2 separate regions of the Homo sapiens genome follow, and region 2 is linked to region 1. A link is an interaction called in ENCODE POLR2A ChIA-PET data of the cell type or tissue named here. Cell type or tissue: B cell. All regions are shown on one strand. Each heading gives the region's core, and the rest is flanking DNA. Links, peaks and the distances in the headings are about the cores only.

Region 1 (2,902 bases), core at 249-2,748:
AAAAAAAAAAGGGTTTCTGATGGCACGAGGGCAGGTGTCCCTCACTGCATTCCCTGTGCTGTAGGGGAGGAGTGTGCCCAGCTAGAGTCAGGACTGTGACTCCAACTCACCCTGAGTCAGACCGTGTTGGGTTCATCCCCATGCCCTGGGCCCCACACCACACCTGGATCAAAATCCCGGAGGCAGGGCCTGGGAATATGCATGTCAACAAGCAGTCCAGGTGGTGCTTGGAACATGACTGTCACCTTTCACTTGCTCCACAGAGAAAGGCAAATTCTGGGGAAGAACGCAGTCCAGCCAGCATTTCTAGATACCCTCGTGGGCCCCTGCCTGCCTCCCTTCCCATAAGGTTCATTCTTTACCCGTCAGGCTCTGGTGGGAGGCATGGAATCTGTCCCCAGAAAAATGCTCTGGCGGCCGGGCGCAGTGGCTCATGCCTGTAATCCCAGCACTTTGGGAGGCCGAGGCGGGCGAATCACAAGGTCAGGAGTTCGAGACCAGCCTGGCCAATATGGCGAAACCCCGTCTCTACTAAAAATACAAAAAAAGAAAATTAGCCAAGCGTGGTGGTGCACACCTGTAATCCCAGCTACTCGGGAGGCTGAGGCAGAAGAATCGCTTGAACCCGGGAGGTAGAGGTTGCAGTGAGCCATGATTGTGCCACAGCACTATAGCCTGGGCGACAGAGTGAGACTCCATCTCAAAAAAAAAAAAAAAAAAAAATGCACCGGCCCACCAAGTTTGCACGCAGCTTCAGGGCTCCACAGACTGCTCAGAAGGCCCCACGTGGAGGCCCCTTCTCGCCCGGTGAAAGGGCGGTGACTCGCACTGAAGCTGAGAAAGCTCCTCCGTCCGATGGCATGAAGACACAGAGGTGAAGACAGGGCTGAAATGAGGCCAGCTGTGGCCACCCTGAAGGCCCTGGAGACTCAATACAGCCTTTCTGTGGGAGGGGACGACAGGACAGAAGGGAACCCACCTATTTCCAGCTGTCCTGGGTACTTCCCTCTGACTCTGTGCTGGAAGGTTTTCTTGAGCTGGTTCAGCAGCGTCGTGGCAGGGCAGGACAGGACCCTGCCAGGCCCTGTGCACCCTCTCCACAGCTTCAGGCACCCCTTCGTCCGCGAGGCCTGTGGGATGACTGAAAGCCCCAGTTCAGAAACCTGAATGGTGACTCGGGGAGAGCACATGACAAGGACCCGAAAGGTTTCCCTCCACTAGGACCTGAGGGGGTAGGGAGGAGGGGACGGTGTGGCTTGATGCGAGGTCCCTTCCCTGCATTCCCATGTGACACGTGAGCAACTTTGGCTCTAAGCATCTTACCAGGGCCACCACCTGCAGTCCCCACAACAACCTGGGAGGGGCTGCTGTCACCAGCCTCTCCTTACAGACAAGGAACCTGGCCTTCTGAGGGGAGGTCCCACGGGGCAGAGGCACAGCTGGGATCACAGCTACTGTTTGACGGCACATTCTGCACCTTGAATGTGGCCTGGGGTTACCTCACTGAACCCCGTGCAGTGCCCTCCTCCTATGCAGATAGGGAAGCAGAGGCTCAGAGATGTGAATCATTTGCCTAGAGTCACACAGCTGACTGAAGAGTGTGCTGCAACTCCAGGACTTGTCTCCCTTACCTCCCCACAAAGAGTGTGTATCTCTGAGCCCAGCCCAGCCACAGCCTCCACTCTGGGCCCCGATTAACTCTGGCTATTAGGAAGGCAGAAGAGGCTCCCCGAGCTTTGATCCCGTCCCCGTGCCGCTCACATAGGCAGCCCCTGGGTGGCAGGCAGCTACTTACTCTCTTCAATGGATGTTGCCTTGCCGACCTTCTCAAAGTCAAGGACAGAAAGTGTCTCCAGAACGTGCTTTTGCTGTGCCACTTCTTCCAGGAGGCATTCCTGGACCAGCCTTGATAAATTAGGGGAGGCCAGTTTCTGGGAAGCAGCCCAGATGCTCCAGATTAGCATGGAACATGCCCACCGAGGTCAGCTGTTACGGCTGTGGCTCCCACCTGCTTGTGCCCATCTCTTCTGTCCCGGGGGCAGCTCCCTGACTGTCATTTGGGGATTCCCCTTTCACCAAGGTGGCTGAGCTAATGGGATGCAGGCTGGGCTGCCAGGGACCACCTTTGCCCCCAGAAGGAGGACCAACCTGCCTGAAAGTGAAGCCAACCCACATTGCAAAGCAGAACTGAGAGAGACCTAGTCCTGATAGCATTTGAACCCGTGCATCCAGCCGAGCCTGAAGCCTACCTCTGAGGCTTTCAGTACCATGAGCCGATAAATTTTCCTGTTGGCTGAGCCAGTTTGCATTAGGGTTCTGGCACCTATAAATGAGAGTCACCACCAAAGCCTTTGGTTTAGGGCTTGGCCTGTGTAAGAGCCACACGAGTATTCACCCAGACCCTGGTCTGCCTCTCTTCCACTGGGGAATAGCTTCAGTCTCACGGGCTTCCAGGATGCAGGTCTGTCACCCCTTCATGCTTCCCACCACCTTCAAGATGAGCCTTTGCAAAGAGGACTCCAAACCCCTGTCTGCCCCTCCCTGACAAGTCCCCTAGCCCAGCCACCTGCAGCAGAGCTTTGCAGACTTGGAGGTGTACCATCAGCAGCACGTCCAGCTCTGGGGCACCGGCTGTGAGTTCCCTGGATGACGCTTTCAGTGATGACGGTGGGGGCAGGGGCCGGTCCTTTCTGAGTTGAATTGAGAACTGGGTGACCATTCCAGTTAGCAGTTCAGCTCCCTCTGAGGGTGGGGGAACCCTCCCTTCCCAGCGAGCCCCAGGTCAGGAGGCCCACTCCAGGTCCCAGGAAGTTCAACTGAAGAGGAAGGGGAAAGGAACAAAGGGTGGCAGCAACTCGAAACAGAGCTGGGAGGTGTGGCCAAGGGCCTGGGGAAGGCAGGG
Region 2 (2,902 bases), core at 86-2,585, 600 kb before region 1:
GAAGGCCTACTGTGTCCTGGGTCCCTGCGGGTCCCTCTAGGTCGTCTCCATCCACCCACAGTAGGTGCTGAATGAATGATTTCATGACTTCACATAATCCCTGGGGGTCGGGCCTCCGGAAAATGAGGCACAGAGGTGGGCTTGCCTGAGGTCACCAAGCCCGGCCCCTCAGGTCATCCTGGGAGTTCGGTAGGCTGGGCTCATGCCGCTGACTCTCAGGGCACCTGGAGCAAGGCTCTCTCCCTCTGGGGGCCCCAGTTTCTGTGTCTATAAAACAGGGTGACAGTAGTGCCTTCCTCTCGGAGACTGTACAGAGGCATTCATTCATTCAGGGGTTTCGAGGGTACCATATGTGCCAGGCCCTGGGGTTACACCCGTGAACAAGACAGGCCATCCCTGCGTTCATGGGACGTATGTTCTGGTCGGGGAGAGAGAAAGCAAACAAGTGATTAAATAAACAAGCCGCTTTTCTACAGTGATGGTGCCAGGACAGAATGAAAGGGTGCCAGGCACTAGAGAACAACGGGGTGGGGCTCCCCAGGCCAAGGCAGTGAGAGCCCTGGAAGAGCTGAATTCCAGCCCGGACCTGAAGGAGGAGAAAGATGCCGGCAGGGAAGGATCTGGGGGAGGGAATAGCAAGCCTGCTGGAATGTGCTGCCCCCATGAGAAAGACCAGGATGGCGGAGGGACTGGGAAGACAGGGTGGGAGAGGAGAGTGGGCCCAGCTCTGCAGAGCTTGTGGTGCTAAGCAGGTGGGAATTTTGTCTAAGCCCCTAGGGCAGCCACTGGGGCTGTAAAGCAGGAGAGTGCTGAGGCCTGCTGTTACCTTTCCTACAAAGATCTCCCTGGCTGCTTGGGAGAATGGATCTCAGGGGTCCAGGAGGAGAAAGACAAAGGCAGGGAGACCATGAGAAAGCCAGAGGGGGCCAGGCACCCTGGCTCATGCCTGTAATCCCAGCAATTTGGGAGGCTTAGACAGGCAGATCACCTGAGGCTAGGAGTTCGACACCAGCCTGGCTAACATGGCAAAACCCCGTCTCTACTAAAATAAAAAATTACCCGGGCATGGTGGGGCATATGCCTGTAGTCCCAGCTACTTGGGAAGCTGAGGCAGGAGAATCGCTTGAGGTCGGGAGCTGAGATCTCGCCACTGCACTCCAGCCTGGGTCACAGAACGAGACCTTGTCTCAAACAAACAAACAAACAAAAAAGGGCCAGAGGGGAGGGAGGGAAGGAAAGGAGGGAGGATGGTGGCCTGGCTCAGGGTGTTGGTGGCCTTGGAGATGAAGCCTGTATTTAAGAAACTTGTGGCAGTTGTGGCCACCCAGCCCATGGCCCAGCACACCTGAGCCCTAGTGGGTGACAGTTATTTAGTATTATTATCTGGGGAACTGGGCATGGTGGTTCACATCTGTGTAGTCCTAGCTATTTAGAGGCTGAAGTGTGAGGGTTGCTGGAGCCCAGGAGTCCAAGGCCAGCCTGGACAACACATCGAGACATTGTCTCTACAAAAAAATTTAAAAATTGGCCGGGCGAGGTGGCTCACGCCTGTAATCCCAGCACTTTGGGAGGCCAAGGTGGGGCAGATCACTTGAGGCCAGGAGTTCGAGACCAGCCTGGCCAACATGGTGAAACCCCGTCTCTACTAAAAATACAAAAATTAGCTGGGTGTGGTGTCATATGCCTGTAATCCCAGCTACTTGAGAGGCTGAGCACGAGAATCCCTTGAACTTGGGAGGCAGAGGTTGCAGTAAGCCGAGGTCGTGCCACTGCACTCCAGCCTGGGCTACAGAGTGACACTCTGTCTCAAAAAAAAAAAAAAAAAAAAAAAAAAAAAAGTCCGGGCTTGGTGGAGCACACCACCAAGGGGATGTTGGATCTAGTGGGGGTAGATACTATGAAGCTGAGAAAAGAATGGGGAAAGCCTCTATATTCTGATCCTGAGCAAACCCCAAAGCACTAAGTGAAAAAGAAATCACCGGCAGATGTGCTCCCTTCTGTGGGCAGAAGAGGGATGAAAATCATCAACACGTGATTCATTCTTGTTTGTATTTGCATACGGAGACTCTGGAGGTTAGGACAATATACTAACAAAAGTGGTTCCCTGGTGGGTTGCAGGAGGTGGGATTGGGGTGGACAAGGACTGGAGGGAGGGAAGAAGGGAGCCATTTTTTAAAGATTTTTAAGACGTTTTACTTTGAAATAATTGCAGCCTGACAGAAATTGCAAGAAACAGTAAACTGGAATCGTACATTCAGATTCTTCAATACGTTAACGTTTTATCATGGATACATCTTCCCTCTCTTCCTAGACATACACACACATTATTTAGTTCTGAACCATTTGAATTTTTTTTTTTTTTCAGATGGAGTCTCGCTGTGTCACCCAGGCTGGGATGCAATGGCGTGATCTCGGCTCACTGCGACATCTGCCTCCTGGGTTGAAGCGATTCTTGTGCCTCAGCCTCCCCAGTGGCTGGAATTACAGGCATGTGCCACCATGCTCGGCTAATTTTTGTATTTTTAGTAGAGACGGGGTTTCACCATATTGGCCAGGCTGGTCTCGAACTTATGGCCTCAAGTGATCTGCCCGCCTCAGCCTCCCAAAGTGCCGGGATTACAGGTGTGAGCCACGGCGCCCGGCCTGAACCATATGAGAGTAAGTTATAGACACAGTGCCCCTTTACTGCTAAATATTTAAGCTATGTGTCCTAAGGATAAGGACATTCTCCCATAGTTTCATGATCAAAATTAGGAAATTTAACATTGGTGCAATGCTACTCTGTAATCCATAGTCATAATCACATTTCTGCAAGTGCCCCAATGATGTCTTTCACAGCATTTTGGGGGGTGTAGCTGGTGGGGAATGACCAGGATGCAATGCAAGGATCACACACTGCATT

The links. ChIA-PET counts read pairs that join two places held together with the same protein. Peaks named below come from ENCODE experiments on the same cell type or tissue, not always from the same donor. Only the 100,000 strongest peaks of a DNase experiment are listed, where the experiment ranks them.
Region 2: POLR2A ChIA-PET joins it to region 1 with 9 read pairs; 2 of 35 experiments call an interaction of 5 or more read pairs at or near these places.

What each region holds. Positions count from the first base shown.
Region 1 is chr20:50,593,574-50,596,475 of GRCh38, forward strand. RIPOR3 (RIPOR family member 3) reads right to left here. Exons shown (of 22, transcript NM_001290268.2): 15 at 2,567-2,690; 16 at 1,796-1,931; 17 at 980-1,141. Among named protein-coding and RNA genes, the nearest start is that of MIR645, 9.2 kb to the left of the region's middle. In B cell, for the core only: no CTCF peak of the experiment used is centred there; a DNase peak (open chromatin) is centred at 1,438.
Region 2 is chr20:49,989,907-49,992,808 of GRCh38, forward strand. No RefSeq gene overlaps it. Among named protein-coding and RNA genes, the nearest start is that of SNAI1, 8.4 kb to the left of the region's middle. RefSeq lists an enhancer at 1-508. In B cell, for the core only: no CTCF peak of the experiment used is centred there; no DNase peak of the experiment used is centred there.